2 separate regions of the Homo sapiens genome follow, and region 2 is linked to region 1. Evidence: chromatin loops called from intact Hi-C (ENCODE). Cell type or tissue: PC-9. All regions are shown on one strand. Links, peaks and the distances in the headings refer to the core of each region. The heading gives the core; the rest is flanking DNA.

Evidence for each region. A loop is a pair of places that touch in the nucleus more often than their neighbours do. Peaks named below come from ENCODE experiments on the same cell type or tissue, not always from the same donor. Only the 100,000 strongest peaks of a DNase experiment are listed, where the experiment ranks them.
Region 2: a loop joins it to region 1, with 4 times the contacts of the local background. A loop is called at or near these places in 4 of 110 quality-filtered maps.

The regions. Positions count from the first base shown.
Region 1 is chr1:182,172,882-182,188,327 of GRCh38, reverse strand. It overlaps the pseudogene YPEL5P1. Among named protein-coding and RNA genes, the nearest start is that of ZNF648, 120 kb to the right of the region's middle. In PC-9, for the core only: no CTCF peak of the experiment used is centred there; a DNase peak (open chromatin) is centred at 6,907; H3K4me3 peaks cover 749 bases; H3K27ac peaks cover 2,471 bases.
Region 2 is chr1:182,094,044-182,109,489 of GRCh38, reverse strand. No RefSeq gene overlaps it. Among named protein-coding and RNA genes, the nearest start is that of ZNF648, 40 kb to the right of the region's middle. RefSeq lists a silencer at 7,782-8,076 and an enhancer at 7,774-8,544. In PC-9, for the core only: no CTCF peak of the experiment used is centred there; a DNase peak (open chromatin) is centred at 7,909; H3K4me3 peaks cover 288 bases; H3K27ac peaks cover 1,360 bases.

The DNA.
Region 1 (15,446 bases), core at 2,384-10,383:
CCAGGCTGCAGTGAGCCATGATTGCACCACTGCACTCCAGCTTGGGAGACAGAGCCAGACTCCATCTCAAAAGAGAGAGGGGCAGAGGGAGGGAGAGGGAGAGGAAGAGGGAGAGACTGCCAACGAGACTTAAAATCTGAGCCTGTGAAAGACTTGAGAGAGGTATCTCCTGGTTCCGGGCAGTAAGACATTGTGACCAGTTTTTACCACAGGAGGACATTGCTGCTTTCAGTCTTGCCTTTCCAAAAGCCAATGACAAGAAAATAGTTTTAGGGAACTGGCGATAAAGCATAGGTCCCTGCTCTCTAATTTACTTAGATGAAGCCACAGAGGCCTATAGTAGGATGAGGATGAGAGAATGTGAAAGGAGAAAATATAGAGAAATAAATATGTCACTCTCTTCTCCAAAGTCACAATGGCAGACAAAATTGTAACAGACAAGAATTTATTAGCCTGGAAAATGTGACAGAGTATCTGAAATTGGCATTGTGCAGTGTCTTAGTCAGTTTGCACAGCTCTAACAAATGTACCATAGACTAGGTGGCTTATAAACAGCAGAAACTTATTTCCCACAGTTGTGAAGGCTGAAAAGTCTGAGATCAGGGTGCTGGAGTGGTCATGGTCAGGTTCTGGCAAGGGTTCTCTTCCAGGTTGCACACTTTCCATCTTTTCACTGTATCCTCTCCTGTTGGAAGGAGAGTAAGAGAGTCTCTGGGGTGTCTTTTATAAGGTACTAATCCCATTCATGAGGGCTCTACTCTCATGACCTAGTCACTTCCCAAAGACCCCTCCTCCTAATACCATAATATTGGGGATTAGGATTTCAACATATGAATTTTGGGGGACATGAACATTCAGTCCATTGCATCAAGATATGAGTCATCTATGTTATTCTCCATAGTACCCACATCATCTAGCACAGTGCTTAGTACAGAGAAGATGCTCAAAATAATTGTATAATGAGTGATTGAATGGTGTTCCTAGGTGGAGGACAGATCTGCTCATCTCAGGGCACCTGCCTCCTTCTGCCTTATGCCATACACTCATGGAAGGCTGCTTTTTTTCCCTCTAAATATCCATGGGGATTTTCATGTTGAAAAAAAAAAATCAGACTCTTGGCTGAAGGAGAATTTCTTAGCCTGGTGACATTAAAACCAATAAGAGATGAATGTTGAGCCAAGGCAGAAGAGAATGGGTTCAGTGTAAAGACTGTGGGTCCAGTCAGGCTGGCAGGAAACCTGAGAACTTCAAGGTTCCAGGTCCGTCTGAAATGCCTGTTGCTATGGACTGAATTGTGTCCCACCACCAAATTCAGATGTAGGAGCTCTAACTCCAGTGCTCATTGTGATGGTATGGGAGATAATTAAGTTTAGATGAGGTCACGAGGGTAGGTCTTCATGATGGGTTGGGATTAGTGCACTGGTAAGAAAAGGAAGAGATACCAGAGCTCATGCACTCTCTCCTCCCCACCCCAACCTCTCTCTTTCCATCATGGGAGGACACAGCAAGAAGGCAGCCATATGCAAGCAAGAAAGAGAGACCTCGTCAGAACCTGATCATGCTGGGACCCCAGTCTTGTACTTTCAGCTTCCGGAACTAAGGGGAAAACATTTCTATGAAGCCATCCAGTGTGTGATATTTTGTTATGACAGCCAGAGCTGACTAATATACCCATAAATCAGCTGTAAAGGAGTTTGCCCACTGGTTTTGGTGGTGAGCTGCTAATATCATTCCGGTGGTGTGATGCCTGCTACCAGAAAGCTGCCATTAGAAATTCTCCCTGCATGAAAGTACAGCCCTTTCCAGCTGAATGAGCCTTGACAAACAAATTAGATGATTCATCCTATGCCTGAAGGCTGTTTGGCTTTGCTGGAATCCTTAGCATACCACTACTGAAGAATTTTTTAAAACATTATTTTGTTTTAAATAGAATCTATGTCAAGCATTAATTGTTATCTATGCATTGATGCTGGAAAAATTTATCATCTTGTCTGTCTGTAATGAATTTTTTAAAATTAACTTCTTTTTTATTTAAACTAATGGTCAGCACTAAAATGGTAAGCCCTCCTCTGATCTTCTGAAATAGGAAAAAGAAAGTAAATGAATAACAGCCACATACTAAGTTATTGAATTACAAGTGAACCAATTAATACTTAGATTTTGTAAGCATTATTGTACCCTAAGAATCATAGATAATGCATGGAATCTCCAGTAGATTACATGCCCTGCTGCTTTTGAGGATAATACATGGGAAGAAGTTTGCACATTTAAGGTTTAAATGTGCCTGCCAAAAAACCATGTGCTGGTAACTTAATCTCCATTGCAACTGTGTTGAGAGGTGAGGTCTAGTGAGAGGTGATTAGGCCATGAGGGCTCCACCCTCATGAATTGATTAATACAAACCTACAGGATTGAGTTCATTCTAAAAGGGTGAGTTTGGTCCCTGGTCCCCAGCCCCCTGTGCCTTCCACTATGAGATGACTTAGCAAGAAGACCCTTGCCAAATGCCAGCCTTTCCATCTGGGACTTCCCAGCTTCCAGAACCATAAGCCAATACATTTCTAATCTTTATACATTACTCAGTCTCAGGTATTCTTTTATGAAAGCACAACACAGACTAAGGCAGGATGGTTTGCATATGTCAACTTGATTAACCTGGAAGTATATTTCCCAGAGTTCCCCCCACCGATATGGTTCTTGATTGGAGTTGTCAAAAAAGAAATGTGCATGAGATTTGAAAGATTAAAGTGAAGCAGCATGATTACCTCTGAAAGTCATTGTGATTAGACATGACGACAGATGCAGAGGTGCTGGCAGGTTCCAGTTTGTCCTTGCTGTCATCTCCTCTACATTCTACCTATCTTCCTACCTGACCCCACTGATCAACAGTGGTCTGAGAGTCCAGGCCTATCGCCATATATTGGCAGTGGAGGCAGTTTCTCATGGGCTTCCCATGAGCTTGCCTTTGCAGTTTCACTTCTGCAGTAGGACATGCATAACTGTTACTTACTCTTGCTCTGATCTTTCAACTCTCCAGTGGCACCTTCACTTTCTCTGCTTCTTCCATAATTATGTAAGGTCTAAATTTTATAATAAATCCCTTGCTTCATAACTGACAGTGGTTCTTCTTTCCTGTTGGAATCCCAAGATGCCCCATGGGAGGGAATTATTGTTAATTACTGGAGGATTCCTGTTTGGAGAAGCATTACAGTTTGGACTCAGAGATACTGGGTACCCACCTCAGTTCTACCACTACCAGCTGGTTGACCTCGTACAAGATATCTAACCTCTCAAGCCTCATTTTCTTTTCTTTTCTTTTCTTTTCTTTTCTTTTTTTTTTTTTTTTTTTTTTGAGACAGGATTTGGAGTGCAGTGATGTGATCTCAGCTCACTGCAACCTCCACCTCCTGGGCTCAAATGATCCTCCCACATCAGCCCTCCTGAGTAGCTGGGACTACAGGTGCATGCCACCACCCCCAGCTAGGTTTTGTATTTTTTGTAGAGATGGGGGTTTCATCATGTTGGCCAGGATGGTCTTGAACTCCTGGGCTCAAGCAATCCACCCACGTTGGCCTCTCAAAGTGCTCAGATTACAGGCGTGAGCCACCATGCCTGGCCCCCATTTTCTTTTCTTGTAACCAATAACATATAACATATATATATATATATATATATATATATATATATATATATATATATATACACACACCCACACACACACACACATATATAAGCACATGTAACATATATTAACATATAACAAATAGCCAATAACATGAGCTACCTTATATGAGAGGGTCTTTGTGAGGTTTAGATGATATGTTGCATGTAAATCACTTAGTCTAGCAAATAGTAAATGCTCAGTAAATGTTAATTTTTTTTCACTGACAATTCTTGCTCCAGAATTGTTAGTTATTATTGAAGGAGCTTAATGCCTGAAGGGGAATCAGGTACTAGAGCCTAAAATATACAAAGAAAAGCAGACTGTTGAGCATAGGTGTTTTAAGGTTTGGGGAGAGCTGACGTTGGCAAGACAAGCAGGAATCAGCAACGGGTGGAGCACAACAGGGAGGCAAGACAGGAGGAATGGCGCAGCTCAGGAGAGAAGCTGTAAACATCAAGTACCCAAGCACCAGGGGAACAGAGACTTAAAACTGCAGGTTCAGAATGGGCATCACTCACTCTCTGCCGTGGAGCCCTCCTGCTAAGTCAAGCCAGGTCTCCCTGGGATCACTGGCTGCTATGTAGGATTTGGGGGATTTCTGGATCACTCTGCTAGTTCACAGCTGTTACTCTGCTTCAAGTATTGAAGAAGTTTTTTGTGGCACTAAAAGAAACGCAGAATGGCCAGCACCCATTTGGTCCCCTCTCAGAGTGTCACAGCAGCCATCATGGGGGAAGGAGGAGTTATGTCATACAGAAGCTCATACCTCAACCCTAGTAAAAGAGCAGAGATGCAGGGTGAATGTGCATGTGTGTCTGGGGTGGGTATAATGAGTGATAACAGCTAGGTAGATACCGTGTTCATAACCTCTACCTCTTCAAAGAGATCCAAGAAACTATGTTTGAGTTGGAATCATGCCTATGTTGGAGAAGAAAAAAGCCCACACTTCCTTCTTCCTGAACTAACTGCATTAGGATCGTGTGCAACTAAGGCATCACCCATAGGCAATGAAAAGGCTTTAAACAAATGGAAAAAAATCTGGATATCACATGGAATGAGAAAACATGATTAGAGAGAAGTGTAGATGTGTGACTTTACAGAAGGTTCTGGACGTACTAATAGCTATCTTTGGCTGTCTGAAAGCCTTCATGGGAAGACAGGTTGGACATCAATGAATGGAAATAAAGAGAAGGTAGGTTTGCCTCAGTGTATCTCTGTCATTGAGGATTTCCAAGGAGAAGCCAGATGAAGAAGAAGAGGAAGGGAGTGATGAGGAGGAGAAAAGAAAAGGAAGAAAAAGAGGAGGAAGAAGAAAGAGGAAGAGGAGGAGGTCAGCATTTATTGAGCACTTCCTATGTACCAGGCATTGTTTTAAATAAGCTAAATATATTATCTTATTAAAATCTTACAGTATCACAACCCAGCATCAAGGGAAGCCCAGGCCAGCCCAGTTATGTCCACTGTGGGTTGCGTCCTACCTTTCACTTGCTGTAGGGAGGGTTGGTGTGTTCTTGCAACCCCTTTATTCTACTCACCTATGCAGGTTTTTAAAATTTCAGCTCCAAAAATGGGCAGAATTTTCCTTGATTATATTGGCAGTACCCATTTGTTTTCTCGTGCAAACTGTGATATAATCCTGACCAATGGCTCAGAACTCAGCTCATCTCTACTAGGTGCACAGGCACCACTAGCAGGGCGTTTCTTTGTCACAAAGTAGTTAACCTACAGTATGGTGAAGTTCAAGATCGGATCATGCTCACTGGCTGCCACATGGTTCAAGGTGTGAGCTACAAAAACCGCAACAGCCAACTGGGATGGATCTGTGAGTTTGCCACTGAAGACAGCCAGCATTATAAGGAAGGCTGTGTGATTCTGAAATGTGCTCTAGTTAGAGAGAATGAGGGCTTTGAGGAGCATGTACCATTCAATAACTCTTGGAAGAAAATGAGCTCAATCCATCTTTTTCCAGGTTTCCTTCACTGAAAACAAAAATCTGCTTACACACACTGCCAACTTAGTATCAGAGTCAGGTTCATAAACTGTGGAACAAGAGGTTGTGAGAATCTAAGATGGAACCTTTCTTTCTTTTTTTAAAAAAAGTTTTGTATTTTCCATGTAATAGCAGAGTGTGGAAAGAGTATTATGCAGATGTCATCAATTTTTCCCTATGTTTACATCTTAAGGCAGAAGAGTCTGTCTGCAACCATGTGATGGGCTGTGTAAAGAAAAAATCTGGGCTATTAGAGTGGAAAAGTGTGTTTTATATAAAATTTGAAAGGAAATATGTCAAGAGCATGGGTTTTTAACTTGAGCTTCATTTTAAACTTATTTTTTAAAAACCCAATTATTTTACCTGATTTGCTACCTTCAGAGAAGAGATCCAAATCTGGGCCGAGCACTAAGGACTCAGTTTTGGCATTACCTGTGCCGGCCAATGTGCCATATTCTTGTTGGAGATGAACCATAGCATTTTCCTTGCCAGTCTTGACCCAAAGGTGTCACCATTCCAGTTATTTATCACCATGTAATTGGTGTTGATTGGAAACTTTTTGTGAAATGGGGAAGAACTGCTTTGTTGTCTTTTTCTTTGTAACAAGCATAGTAATATAAATAAAATAATAGTTGGGAAAAAAATCTTACAATATCCCTATAAAGTATTGAGGCACAGAGAAGTTAAATAAACTGCCCATATTTACAGGATTTGGGATGATGGAGCTGAGACTTAAACCCAGGAAAGTCTGTTTCCAGATCCTATGCTCTAAACCACTACACTCTTTGATTTATAATGCGAGGAGATTCCTGTATCCAGCAGGAGTTCAGGTGTTATTATTTCTGAGCTTCCCTCCAACTTAGATCACTCAAGCTCTTTCCAGGGCTAAGATGGTTGGTATCTAGTGCCATTCAACAGTTATGGAACACTGACCATTCACCAGGCTCTGGGCTGGGCACTAGGGGCATTCAGATAAGTAAGACAAGACAGTCCTGTAATAGACAAAGGTGCAGGGAACTTCCATGGTCCACAAAGACAGAATCACAGTCTTTCCTCTGAGAGTTGGCAAGCTTGTAAAGAAGGCAGTATTTGCTTTTGAAACACCCTGCTCTCACCTTAGCTCATTTTGTCACCACACTCTCCTTTCCAGTGTCAACCAGCAAACCCACAAACATCTCACTGTTGAGGGAGGGTTCCTGACCGTATGTGGCACTAAGAAGGCTGAGCAGCAGAGTGAGCATGGATATAACCAGGCAAACTTGTTTTCAAGGCTCAGCTCAGCCACTGCTGGGTGGAATAAATCATGTGTTTAAGGCAAAGCAGCCAGAGATATTAGCCCCCCTCCGATACCTGCCAGTTATGACTCATTCTCCCCACTTCACCTAAAGCTATCAGATCTGGACAGGAAAATAAAGAAGTATTGTGTAATCTGTGCAATCATTCCGAATTCTATAAACATGGGCATTATATTTAACTTCTCTGTGGCTCAGTACTTTATGGGACTATTGTAAGATTGTTTTTTCCCAACTATTACTTTATTTATATTACTATGTTTGTTACATGGAAAAGGACAACCAAGCAGTTCTGTCACATTTGAGAAAAATATATAGGTACACACACACACATATCTATATATGTGTATATATATATGTATGTATGTATGTACAATTGTCCTATAACTGAAGATATTTATTGAGCCCTTGCTATATACCAGGCAGCATTCATGAGCTTTACCCATCTTAGTTCATTAAATCCTTATCATAACCATGTTGGATCAGTGTCATGGCAGCTACATTTTACAGATGAGAAAATGAGACACAGAAAAATAAAGCAAATTGTTCAAAATCACGGGGCTAGTAAATAGGGAGTCAGTTTAGCACATAAACAATACTGTTTCTGTCACTAAAATAGAAAATTGAGGCACTGAGAATCAATAAATTAGCCTGAAAGCCATGGTAGGGCAGTGAGAGGGTCAGAATGCCACCGGTTAAGTGTGTTCACCATGTAGGGGCCTGTTTCTACCACTCCTGTATCTCCCAAGAGGACACAGAAAAGATCCTTGGCGATCCTTCCTCCAACAAACATGGCTGTTGGTGGCTTTGTGTAGTGATATACATTCCTCAATGTCTATGTATGCTCATGTATATATAGGTTGGTGCAAAAGCATCTGCAGTTTTGCCATTGAAATTAATGGTAAAACTACAATTACTTTTGCACCAACCTAATACTTGCTTTTCAGGGTCCCAGTTGCATAAAGGCTAATCCCTCTGCTCATCCATTTTTAGAATGTCAGATGCTAATCACTTCCAAAGAAGTGATTCTCTGCATTTTGCTCCAAGCATTGATCCATCAGTTGCCTTTGCTCTTCACAGAAGTGAATCAGGACACTGGAGATACAAACGGTGCCAAAAACCTCTGCCCCTAAGGAAAGAAAAAAGGAGCATTGGATTGTTCCCTTCACAATCTGACAGGCGCTTGAGAAGAAAGAGCCCATATTTAATATGGTTAATGCATTTTGACTTTAGAGAAATAATAATTTTCATAGAAAAAAAGGGTAATATATTTCAAGCGTAAGAAGTCATACCATCAAGATGAGAAAGTTCAAAGTATATCCATGAGACAGGAACTTAAATTCTGGACTGATTGTGCTTGTATAATCTATAGCAGGTAGTTAAACTCCATGAATCTCAGCTTTCTCATCTATGAAATGAACCGAGTTTTATAGATGAGGAAAGTTTGTCTGGCAGAGCATCACAATGCAGTAAATGCTAGTTTATGTTTCAGTAGTCAGAAAGAGTAACGCGCAAAAAAGCATATTTTCATATTTTTCTCTCTTTTTTTTTCTGACATGGAATCTTGCTCTGTCACTCAGGCTGGAGTGCAGTGGTGCAATCTCAGCTCACCGCAACCTCCACCTCCTGGGCTCAAGCGATTCTCCTGCCTCAGCCTCCCAAGTAGCTTGGATTACAGACGCACACTACCGCGCCCAGCTAATTTTTCTATTTTTGGTAGAGACGGGGTTTCACCATGTTGGCCAGACTGGTCTCAAACTCCTGACCTCAGGCGATCTGCCTGCCTCGGCCTCCCAAAGTGCTGAAGTGATTGCTTTAGTGTCTATCACCCAGAGACGGAGTTAATGGAGTTATAAGACTGCCTGAAAAGATTCTCTGAAACAAAGCCTCTGGCTTCATACAAAGCATCTCAACTCACGTTAAAAAGTTCAAGGAAGTAAATTTTAAAGTTGAAATTGTAGAACTTTTAGAAAAGAACCTACATCCAAATTCCTGCCATTTGAGGATAGTCAAAAATTTATTAGACTCAAAAAGCATAAAGCATAAAAAGTTAAAAATTGATACATTGGATTTCATCAAAATTAAAAATTTCTTCCCTTTGAAAGACATCATTAAGAAAATAAAAAAGTAAGCCAAATACTGGGAGAAAATAGTACCAATTCATATATTAACAAAGGATTTGTATCCAAGACATATGCAGAACTCTTGCAACTAAATCATAAGACAATCCAGTTAAAATGGACAAAAGACTTGAGCAGACATTTTACGGGAAATATATGAAGGGCTCCTAAAAGATGCTTGACATCGTTAGATAGACACACACACATTAAAACCATTCTGAGATACAATACATATTCATTGAATTACTAAAATTAAAAAGACCAACAAAATGTATTAGTTTCCTATTGCTGCTATAATAAATTACCACATACTTACAACAACACAAACTTAATGTCTTACGGTTCTTGAGGTGAGACATCTGAAATGGGGCTTACGGGGCTAAAATCAAGCTGTCTGCCGAGCTGCATTCCTTCTGGAAGCTTTAAGAGAAAACCTATTCTTTGACTTTTCTATTTTTTTAGTGGCTGCCCTCATTCCTTAGCAGATGACCACATCACACTGACCTGTTTTCATCCTCACATCTCCTCTAACACTTCTGCCTCCACCTTCCATATTTTAAGGACCTTTATGATTATATTGGCTCACCTGGATAATCTCTTCATCTCAAGATCCTTAACCAGGCTGGGCATGATGGCTCACACCTATAGTCCCAACACTTTGGGAGGCCAAGGTGGGAGGATCGCTTGAGCTCAGGAGTTCAAGAGTAGCCTGGGTAACACAGCAAAACCCTCTCTCTACAAAAAATAAAATAAAATAAATAGCTGGGCATGACAGTGCATACCTGTAGTCCCAGTGGGAGGATCGCTTGAGCCCGGAGGTTGAGGCTGCAGTGAGCCATGATTGCACCACTGGACTTCAGCCTGAACAACACAGAAGAGTTCTCTCTCAAAAAAAAATACTAAAAAAGAAAAAAAGATTCTCAATCACATCTACAAAGTCCCTTTTGCCATGTAAGGTGACATATTTACAGGTTTTGGGGATTACAACATGGACATCCTTTGGGAGCTATTATTTTGCCTACTGCAAATATCAACTGTTGGTGAGAATGTTGTGATGGTTAATTTTATGGGTTAACTTGACTGGGCTAAGGGATGCCAAGATAGCTGGTATAACTTTTTCTGGTATGTCTGTGAGGATATTTCCAGAAGAGATTAACACTTGAATTGGTAGAAAGAAGAAAAACACCCTTCAATGTGGGCAGGCATTGTTTCATCCATTGAGGACTCAAATAGAGCAAAAGAAATAAATAAGGGCAAATTCACACTCTCTGTTTAAACTGGGACACCCATCTTCACCTATCTTTGGACAAGAGTAGTACTCCTGACTCACTACTGGCTTTCTTGGTTCTCCAGCTTGCAGACAACTTCTTGCCCTCTGTAATTGTGTGAGCCAATTCCCATAATAAATTATATACATACATAGAATCTCCCATTGGTTCTGTTTCTTTGGAGAACTTTGATTAATACAGATGTAGAATACCTGGAACTCACACTGCTGGTGGGAACATAAAATGATACAGCTATTTTTAAAAGCTATTTGCCAATTTCTTAAAAGTTTCTTACCTAACCACCCAGCAATTTCACTGCTAGGTATTTACCCAAGAGAAAGGAACACATATATCCACACAAAGACTTGCACACACATGCAACTTTATCATGTCCACAACCTGAAAAACAACTAAAATGTCCATCTACAGGTGAACAGATTTTAAAAAGCTATAAGATACAATATTATATTATACTCTAATAAAAATGAACAAACAATGGGTATATGCAACAACGTGAGTGAGCAAAACACCACCAAACACAGAAGAGAGAGTACATATTGTGTGATTCCATCATATAAAATTCTAGAATAAGCAAAATTAACATGTAATAACAGAATCACTCGGGACCCAAGTGGACTGTAGACAGGAAAGAAGAAATTCTTGGGGTGATGAAAATGTGCTAAATCTTGATTGCAGTAGTAGTTACATGAGTGTATTCATTTGTCAAAACTAATTGAACTCCATCCAACAAAGGAGTGCATTTTGTTGTATATTAATTATACCTCAATAAAGTTCAATATTTTTCTGTTCTGAGAAGGATATTAACTGCCCCCTCTGATGAGGCTAAATAACTTCCAGGAATTTCTTCCTGTCTAGCAAGAAGTTCTTCAGGGGCCAGTAGGCTCCATTTCCTCTTACTTTGCTCTCAATTGAGGTTAAAAAAAAAAACTCTATGGAATTTGGATCTCAAAGAGATATCTGCACTCCCATATTTCTTGCAGCATTATCTACAATAGCTAAGGTGCGTAAGCAACTTAAGTGCCCATCAACAGATGAATGGATAAAGAACATGTAGTATATATACACAATGGAATACTATTCAGCCTTGAAAAATGAAATCCTGTCATTTGCAACAACATGTATGAACCTGGGGGATGTTATGCTAAGTGAAGTAACAGGCACAGAAAGACTAATATCACATAATTTCACTCATATGTGGACTCTCAAAAATTTGAACTCACAGGCGGGACATGGTGGCTCATGCCTGTAATCCCAGCACTTTGGGAGGCCAAGGCAGGTGGATCACTTGAGGTCAGGAGGTCGAGACCAGCCTGGCCAACATGGTGAAACCCCCATCTCTACTAAAAATACAAAAAATTAGCTAGACGTGGTGGTGCATGCCTGTAATCCCAGCTACTCAGGAGGCTGAGGCAGGGGAATCGCTTGAATCTGGGAAGCAGAGGTTGCAGTGAGCTGGGATCGCACCGAGACTGCATCTCAAAAAAAAAACTTTTTTTTTGAACTCATAGAAGAAGAGAATAGAATGGTGGTTACCAGGGGCTGGGAGGTTGGGGGCAGGAATGGGGAACTCTTGGCCAAATGGTACAAAGTTTCAGTTAGACAGGATGAATAACATCTGGAGATCTCTTTTACAGTATGATAACTATAATTAATAATAACGTATTGACTACTTGAAAATTGCTAACAGTAGATTTCAAGTGTTCTTACCACAAAAATTGATAAATGTGTGAGATGATTGCTATGTTAATTATTTAATTTCAATATGTATACTTATATCAAAACATCATAATGTACACTGCAAGTATATATAGTTTTGTCAAGTATACCTTCATAAAACTAGGGGGAGTGGAGAATGGCTCCTCAACAATCTTCAAGTGCTGTAAGGCACTTAGCCAGGACCTAAGTCCCCTGAAAACCATTCCTCCAGGAGGCTTCCTCCAACTGTAATTTGCCCCTGTGAATATGCCCATTCTCCCTATTGTGAAGAGCCCTAAGTTGCTCACAATTGGAGAAATGACTGAGCCAAAACAAAGGGATGAGCTGCAATGTGATCACAAATTTGGAAGGAATCCTGATGGACTGTCTCATTCTGATTTGTTCTGCTTTCTCCAAGCTGGGTCTGTTTTACTCAAGCAATTGAAAAATGTCCATGAAATGCCACATGCTATGCCTTGAATTAATTACAACAGCTCTCATTTATTCAGACCTTATTCTGTCCCAGGGGCCGGGCCAAGTACTTTATGTGCATCGTATATAAATTAATCTTCCTAGCAACCTCATGAGACAGATACTATTACCACCTTCATTTTATGGATAATGGATTAAAAGTCAAAGTGGTTAAGTGACTTCCTCTTTGTCAGTGGAGAACCATCCAGGGTTTTACAACTGCAGAGCCCATTAAACCATTGTCGTATACTGTTGATCCTTGTTCTCACAGATTTCAACATGTTGGGAGGATGACATAGAAACCTGAAACTAAGCATACAGGGAAGTGGGCTCTAGCCTATTTGAAAAGGCTCTGGAGGGCTGGGCGTGGTGACTCACATCTGTAATCCCAGCACTTTGGGAAGCCAAGGTGGGAGGATTGCTTGAGCCCAGGAGTTTGAGACCAGCCTGGGCAACATGGTGAGGCCCTGTCTCTATTAAAAATTAAAAAATTAGCCCAGCATGATAGTGCATGCCTGTAATCCCAGCTACTAGGGAGGCTGAGGCGAGAGGATCACTTGAGTCTGGAAGGTCCAGTCTGCAGTGAGCCTTGATCACACCACTGTACTCCAGCCTAGGTGACAGTGAGAACTTGTCTCAAAAAGAAAAAAAAAGGATAAGGCCAGGCACAGTGGCTCATGCCTGTAATCCCAGCACTTTGGGAGGCCAAGGCTGGCGGATCATGAGGTCAAGAGATCGAGACCATCCTGGCCAACATGGTGAAACTCCATCTCTACTAAAAATACAAAAATTAGCTGGGCGTGGTGTGTGCCTGTAATCCCAGATACTCAGGAGGCTGAGGCAGGAGAATTGCTTGAACCCGGGAGGCAGAGTTTGCAGTGAGCCGAGATTGCCCTACTGCCTGGCCACAGAGTGAGACTCCGTCAAAAAAAAAAAAAAAAAAAAGAAGAAAAGGCTCTGGAAAAACCCTTTTCTACTCTCCCCTCTCTAACCTGTGCTTTTTCCACACAAGCATCCTGGGCTTTTGTAATTAGCAGAATGCTTCCAGACTGATGAGCTGTATGCCTCATCAAATTCCTGATTCCTGATATACAGAAGAGAGACATGAAGGAGATGCTTTTTAAAGAGTGTTTGCAGAAAGCAAGAACATGGCATTCATTCACTTAATCATTCTGGAGCTATTACTAAGCCAAGTCATTGTGTTGGTGCTGAAGATATATTAAACAGACTTGGATCCTATTCTCAAAATGTCATGTTCTAATAATTATCACGTCCTATCACACCTTCCCTGTTGTTGGCCAAATTTCACCTCCCAATCTGAACTGTCATCGTAGCCTGACACAGCCAGCCCTGGCTCTGGGATGACTCTCTGAGTACTGCTTCCCTGATGGGAGTAGGATGGCTGAGGTGTGGCGTTCCTGTGGATTGGCCAAACAATCATTCAGGAAGGAAGGAACTGGTCTCCCCTTTCCTGTTCTCCCTTCCCTTCTCAGTGAACTATAAGGAAACAGTGAAATAGCGGTCTGGGACTAGCCGCAGGGACCCTTAATAAATTGCTTCTACACATCCCTCTTGCTTTTTAATGGAAAGAAAAGGGGTGGAGTAGATCTCTTATACAATTTCAAAATTGAATTGAGTTCAGTTCTGTAAAATAAATTCTAAGTTACATCATAATGGTATGGGAACATAGAGATCTGAGCCAAGGAAACATGAACAGACTGTTCCTAAAAATAAAAAATAAAAAAGTCTTGGTGCAAGAGCAAACATGAACAAGGAGTAATTAGCTTCTCCAGATGCTGGGAGTTACATTTCCCTGAAAAGAAAGAAGTTCTGGAAAGCTGAGCCTTGGCCAGAGGCTCAGGCTGACAGTGAGTCACTCACACAGAGCCTGGCACATTGTAGGCACACTCTGCAGGTGGTTGCAGCTGTCTTGATAGTTACAGAGGACACACTATTCAGGATCGTACCTACTTTAGAGGGAGGATTTCTGAATTTATTTTTTTTTTTAAGTTTTTGTAGAGACTAGGTCTTGCTATGTTGCCCAGGTTGATCTTGAACTCCTGGCCTCAAGTGATCCTCCTGCCTCAGCCTCCCAAAGGGCTGAGACTACAGGTATGAAACAACATGCCTGGCTTTGAATTTATTTGTGAATGAATAAACAAACCTGTCGTGGGAGCCCTTACTCTGTAGAATGGAGCAGGGCTACATGATAATTTAAAAGATACTACATGGCTGTGTCTGCCAAAAAAAAAAAAAAAAAAAAAAAAAAAAAGATGGTTTTACTAAAATTCAGAAATGCATTGAACTTTTTCTGCATTCTGAGCACATGTTATGGTGAGGGCAACAGTGAGTAAGAAATAGTATCTATTTTCTAAAAGCTACAATTTAGCATATGCATGTGTATGTATTATATGTATACGGGTAAAAACTGGTGCCATTTGGAATTTAAATGGCCACTATGAAATGAGAAGGGTGAGCTAGTGGGAATCAGGGGCCTTAGATGGACTCACTGGTTTATTCACTCAATTTGGAATTCATCCAAATCCATCACAATTTGTACTGAGGGGTGGCATGGGAAGGGTCAGTTATAAATGTAATAGGTATTATGAAATAATACATGTAGAGGAATAAAATCTATCACTCCTTGGAGAATCTAGGAAGTCTTTTTGGAAGAAGTTAAATTGACCTGAACTTGAAGGAGAAGTTAGGGCAAACATTCAAAGAAAAGGGAATCCCCAAACAAAAGTAGAAAGCTACAGGGATGGAAAGAATATTTGAGAAAGGGCTGAAAGACCCTGTAGAAACAACAATGAGCTGTTTGTCTTTACTCTGAAGCTGTGAATCCTCAGTGCTCTGGTAAGCAGAGCTACTGCAAGACCTTCATAAGCCCCAAGCATAGAAATTATTATGGTATTTCCCCATATG
Region 2 (15,446 bases), core at 3,887-11,886, 80 kb after region 1:
TGGCTACGCCCAGCTAATTTTTGTATGTTTAGTAGAGACAGGGTTTTGCCATGTTGCCCAGGCTGGTTTCCATCTCCTGAGCTCAAGTGATCCACCCGCCTTGGCCTCCCAAAGTGCTGGGATTACAGGCATGAGCCACCATGCCTGGCCAGGTTGCCTTTCATAACCTAACTTTAGAAGTTATTCAGTATCATTTCCATGACACTATACCCATTGAAGCAGTCACAAAGCGAAGGGGAGATGGACTTCATTTCTTATTGCAGATGGAGGTGGCAAGGTTCCAGAACAATATGTGAGACTAGAAATATAGCTGTGGACATTATTTGAAAATTCAACTTACGACAAGGGTTAAATCAATGGAGGGGACACAAATGTGTTGGGTTACTCGTTTCTGAGCTGTCAGACACTGAACTAATGAACTTTTCTTTTGCCTTTTGGGGGTTATAAGTTGTAAGAGAATAAGCAATAAAACCAAATGGAGAACCAGTCATTTGTAAAAAGCATTCACTCCCTTCTTCCCTGGGTCGCTTCTTCAAATCACTGGCAATAGGCATCACCATTATTGTTATAAAGCTAAGGGAAGCTGGGGTTTTTAGAGCAAAGGTGAGAAAGTTGATAGCGATCGTCTGGATTAATCGCAGGGGGCAGAGACCCTCACTAGCTACTGCTCCAGCAACTGAAATAACCAACTAGGGAACTTATCATTTCTGCTGAGAGAAGAGTTTTACTCTGAGGTACCAGGGAGATGGTTCCATGACATAAATATAAGGAATTGGTTAGGATGAGGAATGAATAAAGGCATAAAACAATGTACGTTCCAATCCCACTAGGAAGGAAGGTAACATATTAATAACGATAATATATTAACAAATGGAGCACCATCCTACAGAACACTGAGTCTCTTTTGATGGAGAAGATGAAAAAAATGTCAAAATATGTGAGGGCCCCAAAATGAGCAAACGAGAGCTCAGTATCAACGTGCCTATCTTGCTGTGTTTAAAAAAAAAAAAAGCTTTGAAAATAATATGATAATCACCCATTTATAAGCTAGAAAATATAATGGATCTTTAAAATATAATATTCATAGTTATAGATATTATTTAAAATTAAGAGAAAAATACACTCAAGGAACAACAAAATAAACCCCACCCATCGAAATGACTAAGACACCTAGACAATATAAATTCTAATTTTGATTAATCTTAATGATTATTATTCAATTTAGTTTTTCAAACTGTTACTAAGGGCCTATTAAATGCCACCATTAAGCTGGAGTGCTTCAAGTTTCTTACAGATAGGTGAGGGTGACAGTCATAAAAAACTGATTATGTGGGGTGGTCTTGTTTTGTTTGTTTGTTTGTTTTAGACGGAGCCTTGCTCTGTCATCCAGGCTGGAGTGCAGTGGCAAGATCTTGGCTCACTGCAACCTCCACCTCCCGGGTTCAAGCTATTCTCCTGCTTCAGCCTCCCAAGTAGCTGGGATTGTGGGCATGCACCACCACATCTGGCTAATTTTTGTATTTTTTGTAGAGATAGGGTCTTACCATGTTGATCAGGCTGGTCTTGAACTCCTGACCTCAAGTGATCTGCCTGCCTTGGCATCCCAAAGTGCTGAGATTACAGGCTAATTATGTGTTTTGATGACACTTTGCCATAGGAGCATGTGGAAGGGCCACTTGGACTAGACTCAAGAGGCAGAAGGTGATTCTTGAAGAATAAGTAAAGTTTTAAATAGGGGGAGAAGTAAGGGAAGAGAAATTCATGCAGAAGGAACAGCAGGAATACTTGGAAGTGTACGTAATATGTTTGGCAGTTTTAGACCACGGACCTCACAAAGGTGAACAGTGGAAAAGGAGGTTTGAGAGATAGGTAAGGGCCAGATTATGGAGAGTTTACCAACTGTGGCAAGGAGCTTAGACTGTCTGTGGACAGTAGGAAAGCACCAAAGGGCTTTAGGCAATGTTGTGTCAGTGTTTGATCTCTCTGTGGGGATGGTCCAGAGAGGATAAAGGTGAGACCAGTTAAAAGGCCAATGCTGACCTCCAGGTGAATAGTGATGAGAACTCACATTAGAGCAGTCACAGTAGAGATATTCGGGGTGGGGCAAATGTGAGAAATATGTAGACACTGACTCACCAAGCTTGGTGATTTGGATAGGATGCAATAAGAGATAACCCCTAGGATTCTGGTACAGGCAACTGGGAGGATGATGCAGTGACACCAGATACGGTAGTAAACACAGAGAAGGAGAATAAATTAGTAAGGGAAAAGGAGATGATGCTGAGTCCAGTTTGAGGCATGTTGAAGCTGGATTGACAGGAATAGGTCCTTCTAGTATTTGGCACTGGACCACCATCCGATAGTCTTCCCCAGTCCTAGGGACTCCTAGAAAGAAACTAGGCTAGTCTTGATCTTGATAATCTCTTGTAATATTTGGGATAGGGGAGCAGAGAATGGAAGCCTGGAATTTATAGACGTGTTCCACTTATACCATTTAAAAATTTTATCTTGAAAAGGAAAATTGAACAAGGAAGACACCTGATATACTAGATGAGGATTAATTTAGGTTGAGAAATATAATCCATATAGAAACTATCTTCATTTGAATTTTATGTATTTCATCCTTTTACTTATTCTTTCTTTTACTTACAAATACTGTCTGAATACATACTATGCTAAGTGCTAAGGATATAAAAGCAAATGAGATATGGAGAACATCCTTAAGAGACTCACATTTGCATATTAAATTATTTTGACTTTTGTAGCTAGCAGTGCAAAATTCGGGTTCAATTTTAAACAATCAGTTTTTTCAGTTGAGGCTAAAGATGGTTTAGTGTTAAACAAAAGAGTACAGGATTTATGGCTAGGCTTATCTGAGCTATTCTAGATGCATCACCCTAGATAAATTAGTTAGACTAGCCAAGTTTGAAGAAGGAAAATTAATTCAGAGCAATTTTCCTGTTGAAGATAACCAGAAACTTTTTTTTTTTTAAAAAAAATGAGAACCAACAAGAGAGAGAATATAATTACTGAACCAATTTGGAGGCTTAAAAAGGTAAATTGGAAGATAAGGCTGCTCTATCCTGGGAGCATTTGGCAATTCATGAGGGGTTGGAGAAAGGGTAAGAGGCTAAATTAAGGGAATGGATTATATTCTAGGGCCTGCCAAGATGAGGAGAGTTGCTGGTAAATCTCCCCATTTCAAGTTGAGATACTGAAGAAGAATGAACTTGAACTACATAAGGCTTCCTAGACACTTCAGTTTACAATAATCTCAACTGCCTGGCAAAAGCAAATGTAAGTCCTTTCTCAATGAAGAATACATTTCTATAAGCAATTCTGCACGTACAATTATTAGCACATAATTTAAATATAGCCACATGAGGGCAGGTACGGTGGCTCATGCCTGTAATCCCAGCACTTTGGGAGGCCAAGGTGGGTGAATCACTTGAGGTTAGGAGTTTGAGACCAGCCTGGGCAACATAGCAACACCCCATCTCCACCAAAAATACAAAAATTAGCCATTCTCAACCCCATCTCAAAAAAAGTAAATACATAAAAATTAAAAAAATAAAAAAATAGCCACATGAAACAGGAAAATATGACTAATAAAATAGCAGAAACAAGGACAGTAGAAATAGATCCACATGAAGTCTTACAGATCCACATAGAGTCTGATTATTTAAATAACCAAAAACATTTTATAATATAAACATGTTGTGTCAGTCAGATTTCCAACCAGACACAGATGGAACCATCAAACTATGATAATATGAGGGATAATATTATTCCTTAATAAAGGAATAATTTTCAAAAGTATGGGTTGTGATGGGGAGAGATGGGGTCCAATACTCTGGGGCTATGAACAATGAGGAGGCTTTACCACCTGTAGGCTTGAAGAGTTACAGGGAGGGAGGAACTATCAGAATCTAGAGACAGAGAGTCTATGGTCAGGGAATGTGGCCAGCCCACAGTGACCCCACAGGAAGAGATCAGGTAAATCAGTACCGAATCTCACTCTCCTCCTTCCCTGTGGTCCTACTGGTACTTTACTTTAGCCAAACACAGCTAGAAGCCAGAGGACAAGAAAGTTAATTGATACAGTCCATGCAGATCAGGTTCCTGGAGAGGCAGCAGAGTGGAGAGAGTGAAGATATATCCATAGAGGTGAACAGAAGTATATAACATGTGCTGTTATTTTTTCAAGAAAATAAATGATTAAGGACTTAGCAAACTAGAAACTATATAAAAGAAACAAAAAGAAGTTCTAGAATTAAAAAATATAGTAGTCAAAATTAAGAACTCAATGAATAACTTTAGCAATTGTTGAGACCCAACTGAAGAGAAAATTTGTGAAGTGGAAGATAGGTCAGAAGACAATCATAGAATAAAGCATGAAGAGGAAAAGGATGGAAAGTCTACAAGAGATGGTAAGAGGTGTAGAAGATATAGTGGGAAGATCTAGTATATGTGTAGTTAGAGTATCAGCAGGCAAATAAAAGGAGGAAATAATGGAAGCAATATCTGAAGAAGTAGTGGCTGAGAAATTTTCAAACTCAAATACAACTAGAGAAAAAGGGACAGATTACTCTCAAAAGAGCAACAGTAAGACTTAGAGCTGACTTCTCAACAGTGGAAGCCAAGAGGCAGTGAAATTACATCTTTAAAAGGCTGAAATAAAATAGCTGCCCATCTAAAATGTTATGATAAGAATTTAAAAATCTATCAAGAATGAAGATTTTTTTAAGTTATTTGATTTCATTTTGTTTTCAGACAGGGTGTCTCTCTGTTGCCCAGGCTGGAAGGCAGTGGCACAATCTCGGCTCACTGCAACCTCTGACTCCTGGGTCACCTCAGCCTCCCAAGTGTCTGAGACTATAGGTGCACACCAACACACCTGGCTAATTTTTGTATTTTTGTATTGGATGGGGTCACACTATATTGCTCAGGCTGGTCTCAAACTCCTGGGCTCAAGCAATCCTCCTGCCTCAGCCTCCCAAAGTGTAGGATTACAGGCGTAAGCCACAGGACCCAGCCAAGAATTTGTAAGAAAAACTGCATTAAAACAAAAACCAAGGAAATTGTCACCAGCAGACTCATAACTGAAGAAAACATTAAAAAGTTCTTCAGACAAAACAAAAAAGTATTTCAGTTAGCAAGTTGGAGATCAAGGGAAGAATGAAAAGCAAGTCAAGAATAAATATGTGGTTGAGTCTAAATAAATATCAACCATACAAAACGGTAGTACAAAGTATGGGGAGTTTAAAATGTACAGAGAATCAAAATTCACAATAACAATGATTGGGAGAGGAAATCAATGAATTAACATCTAAAAGAATTAGTAAAAACTAGTAATTAGTAAAATTAGTAAAAACAGGTAACTTCCAAGTTAATAAATGGGAAAAGTGAAATAATCAAAATTCATCTGTATATAAACATACATATATGTGTGTATATGTATGTGTACATATACACACATGTATATGCATATACATGTGTAATCAGTATTCATCTGTATATATCAAACTTCATCTGTATATAAACATACATATATGTGTGTGTAATATATGTGTGTGCATGTATATGTATATATGTATACATATATGTATATATACACATATATGTATATACATATACAGTGATAGATTAATTTGCTTAACTATAAGTAATCATTTCACTATGTATATGTATATCAAAACAGCATGGTATAAACCTTAAACATGTACCATAAAAAGGCACTGTTGGGGATAAGAAAGACCTACTTCATTATGATAAAGTTGAATTCACCAGGAAAATATAATTCTAATTTTCTACATACTGCTAACATAGCCTCAAAATATACAAAAGAAAACAGAAAAACAAATTCACTATCACAAATGGTAGACTTTTAACATACTTCTCACAGCAAATGGTATAACTAGCAGACAAACATTATTAATCATATAGATTTGAACAACACAATCAAATACACTTGACCTAAAGAATACTTACAAGACATGCACACTATAATTGCAGGGTACAATTTTTTTCCAAGCACACAAGGAAAATTCACAGAAATTTACTATATGGTAGGTCATAATGTAAGTCTCAATAAATTGCAAAATATTGAAGTAATTCCAAGTATTTCTCCGGGGAAAAAGTGACAAAGAGATAACTAAAAAATCCTCATATGCTTGAAACTTCAAAGAAATCATGATGGAAATTAGAATAAAAAAATGTGAAAACATCATTTTCCCCAAAACTGATCTACAGATTCAATGCAATCTCCCTGCCACAACCAAAAAAAAGAAAGAAAGAAAATAACAGTTTTTCTTTTGTGGAAATTGACAAGCTGATTCTAAAGTTTTTATGGAAATGCAAAGGGATAAACACAACCAAGACATTCTGGAATAAAAACAAACTGGCAGTGGTGGCTCACGCCTGTAATCTCAGCACTTTGGGAGGCCAAGGCGGGCAGATCACGAGGTCAGGAGATCGAGACCATCCTGGCTAACACGGTGAAACCCCGTCTCTACTAAAAATACAAAAAATTAGCTGGGCATGGTGGTGGGCGCCTGTAGTCCCAGCTACTTGGGAGGATGAGGCAGGAGAATGGCGTGAACCTGGGAGGCAGAGCTTGCAGTGAGTCGAGATAGAGCCACTGCACTCCAGCCTGGGCAATAGAGTGAGACTCCATCTCAAAAAAAAAAAAAAAAAAAAAAAAAACAAAACCTGGGAGGACTTGCTCTACTGGATATTAAACCAATTAGTCTGGGAGTGGTGGCTCACTGCAACCTCTGTAATCCCAGAACTTTGAGAGGCTAAGGCAGGAGGATCACCTGAGGTCAGAAGTTTGAGACCAGCCTGACCAACATGGTGAAACCCCGTCTCTACTGAAAATACAAAAATTAGTCGGGCGTAGTGGCACATGCCTGTAATCTCGGCTACTTGGAAGGCTGAGGCATGAGAATTGCTTGAGCCCAGGAGGCGGAGGTTGCAGTGAGCTGAGATCACGCCATTGCACTCCAGCCTGGGTGACAGAATGAGATTCCATCTCAAAAAAAAGACGAATTATAATGATTAAACTATAGTGTTTAGGATTAATGCATAGGTGGTAAAACTACAATGAAAAGCAAACAAGTGATTTCCACAAAAGTCAGGGTAGTTTTTTCCTTTGAAGGGAAAGGAGGAGGTAATAATTGAAAGGCATCAAAAGGGCCACTTCTGGGATTCCGGCAATGTCTAGTTCTTGATTTTACCTGGGTGTTTGCTTTGTGATAAATCACTGAGCTGGACATTTTTTGTTTTGTGTACTCTTTGGTAGATAAGTTATATAGTTCACAATAAAAAAAGTTTTATACACACACACACATTTAACGCCATATATATGTTAAACACCTAGCTTCGTGCCTGGCACATAATAAATACTCAAGAACATAAAATCACTTCTCTTCTTTCTTTCTAGCATTCCACCTTTCCTTCTTTCTTTCTAGCAAAGAAAAAAGAAAAAAAGAAACATGTGAATTTTCATAAACATTTTCCTAGTACACGCACAATCTTTCTCGCTTTCTTGCAACAATCTCACTGTCATGGAAACTGCAATTAAAAGTGGAGCCTGTGGAGAGAAGGAGAGATAGGAGCACAACAGCCTGAACTCGATTACCTCTTTGCAAGAGGAAATTCTCACTGATAACTGAATTCTGGAACTCAAAACCTAAAGTACCCATTAACACATAATATGCTTGTTGGCTTTATATTTTTAATTTTCCCTTCCAAAGCAACAAAGCAAAACCTTTGTTTAAAAGCTTCCCTTTGCTACAGGTTGCAGTTAATCCTATAATCACTGGGTGAATGTTTATCGAGCCAGACATTCTTTGTGGGTCAGAGAAGCAAGAGGCCAGCAGTGAAGGTATTGTCTTGCAGGCGACTGCGATGCAGAAAGAATGTGGTTAGGTGAGGTTGGGTGACAGGCACAGCGGGCTGTGGGCTGCAGGGATCCCTGGGACAGGCATGCTCCAGCCTGTGTCCACTAGGCAGGATGTCTGCGCCTGCCCTCATGCCTCAGCTCCTTCCCACAGCCACTTGACATGTTGGGAGCTGGGGTAAAGCCTAATGATACTTGGGGAGAAGACTTCAATTCTATCAGCTGAGAAATCAAAGACATTTGAAAATCAAGGAAGTGCCAAAGACTACTTTAAAATGATCTCTGCCCAGGTTTCCCCCATTCCCTGAAACATACAACCAATTCACCTGAAAATTACCAACTTGGAAAGAGATGAAATAATAGATTTCTGTGCCTAAAAATGATCAACAAGTCCAAAAGGCCAAAAATTGAAAGCACAAAGGACATTGGGGGCTTATTTTCAGCTGATATTGAAATTTTTCCTTGTGACCTCAAAGGAAATTCCACCTTTAGCAGAGATTTGCTCTGGAAGGGGGATTAGACTAGAATTCCTTATGGACTGGGAAGGAGGTAGAAGACAGGGGAAGGGATTCAGGAGAGGACATCTGCACCCCATGTTTTTAGACCTGTGGAATTAGGCAAGAGACATTCTGCTGGTTTGGTAGAAGTGGGACTCTCTGAAGACTAGATTACGTATTAATTAATTCAGCATATAGTTATTGAAGACCTACAGTATGCCTGTGCTGTGCCAGCTGCAGGAGTTGGACCGGAAAACCAGAGAGGCTGTGTCCCTCACCACATGGAGTCTATAAACAGAAGGGCAACAGGGCATATTGGTAGACTCCAACTGGGCCAGAGAATTTACTGGCCAAGATAACCTCCAGTTCCTCCATTTCTGTTGCAGAAGTCTGGTGAAGGGAAGCAAGGTGTGGAAAAACATGAGAAGAAAGCTCTTGTAGAAGGCCTGTCTCCACAAGGACCTCACCTGTACATAGGAAAGATGGACAAGGTAGGAAGTCCTAGCCAGAGCAATCAGGCAAGAGAAAAAAAGGCCGAGGCAGGGCGTGGGGTAGCATCTGAATTGGGAAAAAGGAAGTCAAACTATCTCTGTTTGCCAATGATATGGTCTTATACCTAGAAAACTCTGAAGACTCTTTCAAAAGACTCCTCAATTTGATAGATGAATTCAGCAAAGTCTCAGGTTACAAAATCAAAGTATGCAAATCAGTGGCACTCATATACACCATTAAAGACCACGTTGAGAATAAAATTAAGAACTCAATCCCACTTACAATAGTTACCAAAAAAAACAAAAACACCTTAGGAACATACTTAACCAAGGAGGTGAAAGACCTCTACAAGGATAACTACCAAATACTGATGAAAGAAATCATAAATGGCCAGGCATGGTGGCTCATGCCTGTAATCCCAGCACTTTGGGAGGCCAAGGCAGTCGAATCACTTGAAGTCAGGAGTTCAAGACCAGCCTGGCCAACATGGCAAAACTCTGTCTCTACTAATAATACAAAAATTAGCCAGGTGTGGTGGTGCATGCCTATAATCCCAGCTACTTGGGAGGCTGAGGCACAAGAATCGCTTGAACCCTAGAGGCAGAGCTTGCAGTCAGCCGAGATCGCATCACTGCATTCTAGCCTGGGTGACAGAGTGAAACTATGTCCAAAAAAAAAAAAAAAAGAAAGTAAAAGAAAGGAAAGAAAAGAAAGGAAGGAAGGAAATCATAAATGACACAAACAAATGGAAAAACATCTCATGCCCATGAATTGAAACAATCAATATTATGAAAATGACCATACTGCCCAAAGCAATCTACAAATTTAATGTAATTCCTATCAAACTACCAATATCATTTTTCACATAATTAGAAAAAGCAATCCTAAAATGTATATGGAATCAAAAAAGAGCTGGAATTGCCAAAGCAATCCTAGATAAAAAGAACCAATCTGAAGGCATCACATAACCCAACTTCAAATTATATTACAAAGATATAGTAACCAAAACAGCATGGTACTGCGATAAAAGTAGACACATAGACCAGTGGAATGGAATAGAGAACCTAGAAATAAAGCCAAATACTTACAACCAACTGATATTTGACAAAGATCAACAAGGCAGACAAAAACACACACTGTTCAATAAATGGTGCTGGGAAAACTGGATTACCATATACAGAAGAAGGAAACTGGATCCCTATCTCTAACCATATATAAAAATTAACTCAAGCTGAATTAAAAGACTTAAATTAAATTTAAGACCTGAAACCATAAAAATTCTAGAAGGATATCTAGGAAAACCTCTCTGGACGTTGGCCTATGCAAAGAATTTATGACTAAGACCCCAAAAGCAAATGCAACAAAATAAACACAAAAATAAATAAATGGAACATAATTAAACTAAAAAGCTTTTGCACACCAAAATAAATAATCAACAGAGTAAATAGATAACCTATAGGATGGGAGAGAATATTGGCAAACTCTACATCTGACAAAGGACTAATATCCAGAATCCACAAGGAACTCAAACAAATCAGCAAAGGAAAAAAAAATCCCATTGAAAAGTGGGCAAATGACATGAACAAACATTTTTCAAAAGAAGATATACAAATGGCCAAATAACATGAAAAAATGCTTGATATTCCTAATCATCAGGGAAATGCAAATTAAACCATGATGAAATACCACCTTATCCCAATCAGAATAACTATTACTAAAAAGTCACAAAAGCAATAGATGTCAGTACGGATGTGGTGAAAAGGGAACGCTTATACACCATTGATGGCAATGTAAATTACTACAACCTCTATAGGAAACAGTACAGAGATTTCTCAAAGAACTAAAAGTAGATCTGCCATTCAATCCGGCAATCCCGCTGCTGGGTATCTACCTAAAGGAAGAGAAGTCATTATACCAAAAAGACACCTGCACATGTATGTTTATAACAGCACAATTCACACTTGCAAAGATATGGAATCAACCTAAGTATATACCAACTGGTGAGTGGATGAAGAAAATGTGTGTGTGTGTTTGTGTGTGTGTGTGTGTGTGTGTGACCTTTGGAAGCTTCATTCCTTACTGATTTCTTCATTAGCAAAGCAGCAAAAACCCTCATCACAGCGATTCCAATCCCATTACCATCATCATGTTCATTGCCAAAGTTATGAGCATTACATGACGAGCATTACTAACGTGTCCTCTATAATCCTTCTATGTGACACCAACTTCAATACTTACGAAATGCTTTTAACCAAATTAGAGCAAGGAGAACTTTAACATTTAGAGGGATAGATGTGTGGCCATCTCCTTTCACAAGGCAAAGTCATCACTCCTACATAGGTTCTCACAGATGGTCCACAGGCACGTTGGGTAGGACCCTAGTCAGTGTGAAAAGCTGAGCAAAGCAGAGCTTTTCTAAGCCCTCAAGTCTGGCAGGACTGCAGTACACAGGTATGCCTGATCATAGACTGCCACATGGTGGGATTTTACTCTTCCAATGTGTAAGTCTTTTCACCATTGAATTGTAGAATCATTGAAGACAGGACTTGCCACTCTTCCTTTTTATTTCTCCCTGGATACCTAGAACTAATTCTGGGTGTTCATTAAATTCTTGTCGATAGAACAATTCAACAGATATCCACGAAATGTTTATTGAATGGCTCCTGTGTGACAGGCACTGTGCTAAATAAACAGATGTTGTTTTAAAGGTCCAAGGAACTCCCCAGGTAGGTGTTTTCTATGACAACACTGTTATCAACTGCTTTCCAAAACACAGCCCATCAGATCTGGGTTTATCCCTAGAATAGCTGCATCCTTGAAGTGACGGGAGGGTGGCATTCTCTGCCTTCACAAATGCCAGCTCCAGCCCAGTGTCTACTGTGGGTTGGGCCAGTCCTTGTCCGAGTGAATCATGGTCTGCTGCTGAGCTCAACAGGCTAGAAGCAAGTTACTGCCACAAGTTGTATGGACCAGTAGGGCACCAAAGTCACTCAGAGACAAAGCTTAAGGCTGTTACTGGTTTACTGTGCATTGAATTGCTTTCTGAAATTCTGGTAGTGAGATTGAGGAGAAAGTGCAGTGGGAGGGATAGGGTGTTAGAAAAACAGGTAGGGAGAATCAAGCAAGGGGAGCATTTCAGAGTGACATCAAAACTGTGTCAAGTGTCTTCTTCAATGGTTGTAAAGGTCAGAGCAGCACTTACAAACTTTGTCCCCTTGATAAGGGGAATGAAACAGAAAACTTGAATGTGGTTATTTTATCATGCCTGTTCTTAGAAAACAATCCTAGAAATGCCTCCTGTTGGCCAGCCTGGTTCTTGACCCGCTTTCAGAGTTTCAACCTGTAGATACCTGAGCACACCCAAGCAGGTTCTATGCAGACAGAGCCATCTTCTGCATGTACTTTCTAGGAAACCAGGTATTCAGGGACAAGGTACAGCATCCTCTGAACCTGCACCAACATCCTGAAAGCTGATGCCAGGTCAGGATCTTGCTATGGTGACCACAGATTTCCTGGAAAGCTGTTGTCTTGCCTGCAGAATGCTGGCATAGTTGTTCTTCAGATAGCTCCTCTCTGGTCTCCTACTCCTCTCTTTATCCATGTCCCAGGGCAAAATGGCCATGCAGCTGAAGGCTGTAGGGACATTCAGTCTTTCCTATGACCATTTTCTGCCCACACTGATGACCTCCTTCTAGATCTCTGCAAGAATTCAGACCTTCCCTGAACCAGAAGTAATTGTGGCATTGGCAGAAAGCTGAATCTCTATACTCCAAATGCAATGGGAAAAAGGTCTTGTGGTACAGCAGCCACGGCTCCCTGAATCAGATTGGCTTTGGAGAGAGCCAGGGCCAAGAGCCTTCTGGGACAGGGTGTGAGGAGTACCTCTCCTAGTCCCAATGGGATGCCATGGTCAGGAATACCTTCCCTCCATAAAGTATGGAGAGATTAGAAAATTCACCCTTGACCTCTCTGCTGCCTCAGAGGGTGACCATCTTCCTTATCCTCTGCCACAATCCACCTGCAGCAAAGGGGGCCACACTTCCTCCCTACCTTTCTCTGGGGCTATTTAGCCTGGAAACAAGACTATCAGTGAAATAACACAGCAAATTAAATTCCAGAGCCGGGAACCACAAAATCTCAGAGTTGGAGAGCCTGTCAAGTCTGTCCATTGCTATCTCTCACAGATGCGAGCCGGCACTGCACCACCAGGCTGAAGGACCATCTTTTTTCCTTTCTAATTAAAGAATCGTGTTTCCTTTTCTCTGGGCTATAGACTCTCCGTGGCCTTAGGCATTCCTCATAAGATATGACACCAGGTACATGGCCAGCCATGGTCTGGGGCATACAAAGATGAATGAGACAGAAAAACCAGGTAGGCAAATAAGTACAATGCCCCAGGGGCTCTATGGAGCCACATGCCAAGTGCTGTGGGAAGTTCAGGGAAAGGTGCAGTATGCGGCAGCAGGAAGGATTCTGAATGCCTGATGTCTGAGCTGGGTGCCTGGAAGGATGAATGGGATATAGCAGATGAGCCAACAGGAAGAGGAACTAGCACTGATTCATTTATTTATGTCTTCCTTCATTCCTTCCTTCATTAATTCAACCAGTCTTTACTGAGTACATGTTTTGTGGCAAGATCTGTCCAAACAGAAAAAAAAAAAAAAAAAGAGAGAGACAGAAGTATTATTGTCCCTGCCTTCAAGTAGCTTGCAGCCTAGTTGTGATATAGGTAAGAAAAAAGGCCAGAATACATGGTGAGGTAAGGCAACAAAAGGTAAGGGAAAAATCAGGTGCTTTGAGAGCCCACAGAAGGTACTAACTCCACAGATGAAAGCATGGTGTGAGAACAAGTGTAGTAACCTGGGGAACAGGGTGGCCAGAGCATAGAACCCAACAGGAGAGTAGAGGGAAATGAGGCTGAAAAAGATAGAACATGAAGAGTCTTCCTTAGGCAGTGAAGAAAAAAGCACTGAAGACTTTAAACAAGTGAGTGATATGATCCTATTTATGTCCAAGGAAGAAAACTGGGAGCAGTGTGGGGAACTGGTAGGAGAGGCAAGAGGTGGAAGCAGGAGGACCAGAAGGTTGCAGCAGTTTTCACAGGTCCCGATTTTTCTCCTGTGTATGCACCCCAGTATGTCAGTTTCCCTTTTTAAGCATGATGCCAGAATGGAATAAAATATTCTAGGTGTGGACTGACCAGCACAGAGGTGCCGTAAGATAGTTAGTTATTATAGATGACACTCCTGTGTTTTTGTTGCTGGGGAAGGCTATATATTTTGGTAACATATCACAGTTCTGCTTCATATGGAGCTTATTATCAACATAAATTCCTGGGCCACATTCTCATTTACTGTGGCCAAACACTGGTTCCCTCATCTGACATTTAGATATTCAGTTATTGGTACCAAAATGCAGGAATTCCCAATCATTCTTGTTAAGTGTCATTTTGTTAGCTCTGACTATTCATCTAATCCACCAGAATTATTTGGGATCCTGCATGTTTTGACAATGTATCTCTATCTTGCCTAGCTTTGCAGCATCTGCAAATTGGAGTATCATTCCCAAGATGCTCTTATTTGATCCAATTTTTGTCCAGGCCTTGGAGAGAGAGGATGGAATAGGCCATTTATAAATCCAGTAAAGCTGCTTCATAAGACACCATATTGTCGTCATGTTCAAAGATGTCAGAAGAATCTTTTTTTTTTTTTCAAATACCATTTTGAAATCTGGACAAACTATGGCATTGTTTGGGACAATTTCTAAATAAAAGAATGAGCTTCATCTGGCAAAACCTGTTCTTGGTGACCCAATCTCGAATCCTGGTCGTCACCACTTTCTAGGTACTCATTCCTCCTCCTCTTCTCAATGTCTTAACATTGGAATACCTGGGAGCTCCGTCTTTGGACTTCCTCTTTTTTTTTTTTTTTTTTTGAGACAGAGTTTCACTCTGTCACCAGGCTGGAGTGCAGTGGCATGATTTTGGCTCACTGCAACCTCCACCTCCTGAGTTCAAGTGATTCTCCTGCCTCAGCCTCCCAGGTAGTTGGGACTACAGGCATGCGCCACCACCCCCAGCTAATTTTTGTATTTTTAGTAGAGACAGGGTTTCACCATGTTGGCCAGGATGGTCTCAATCTCTTGACCTCGTGATCCGCCCGCCTCGGCCTCCCAAAGTGCTGAGATTACAGGCGTGAGCCACCGTGCCCGGCCTGGACTTCCTCTTTTTGTAAGTTACTTTAGTCCCTTGTAGCATTCTCATGGATGTACCTCTCCAACCTTGGCCTCTTCCTTGATCTCCAGACACATGAATCCAACCACCTGCCAGATTTCTCTTCTTGAATATCAAATAGAAATCTCAACTACAACACATCCAAAAACAAGCTCCTCATTTCTTCCTGTCACCTAAACCTGTGTCTGCACTCCTGTAGCCATCCCATTTCAGTTAATGTCCATACCATCACTCCAGCTGATCAGGCCAAAATCCTTGGAATTAGCCTTGACTCCTCTCTTTTTCTCATATCCTCATTCAATCTATTAGCAAAATTCAATTG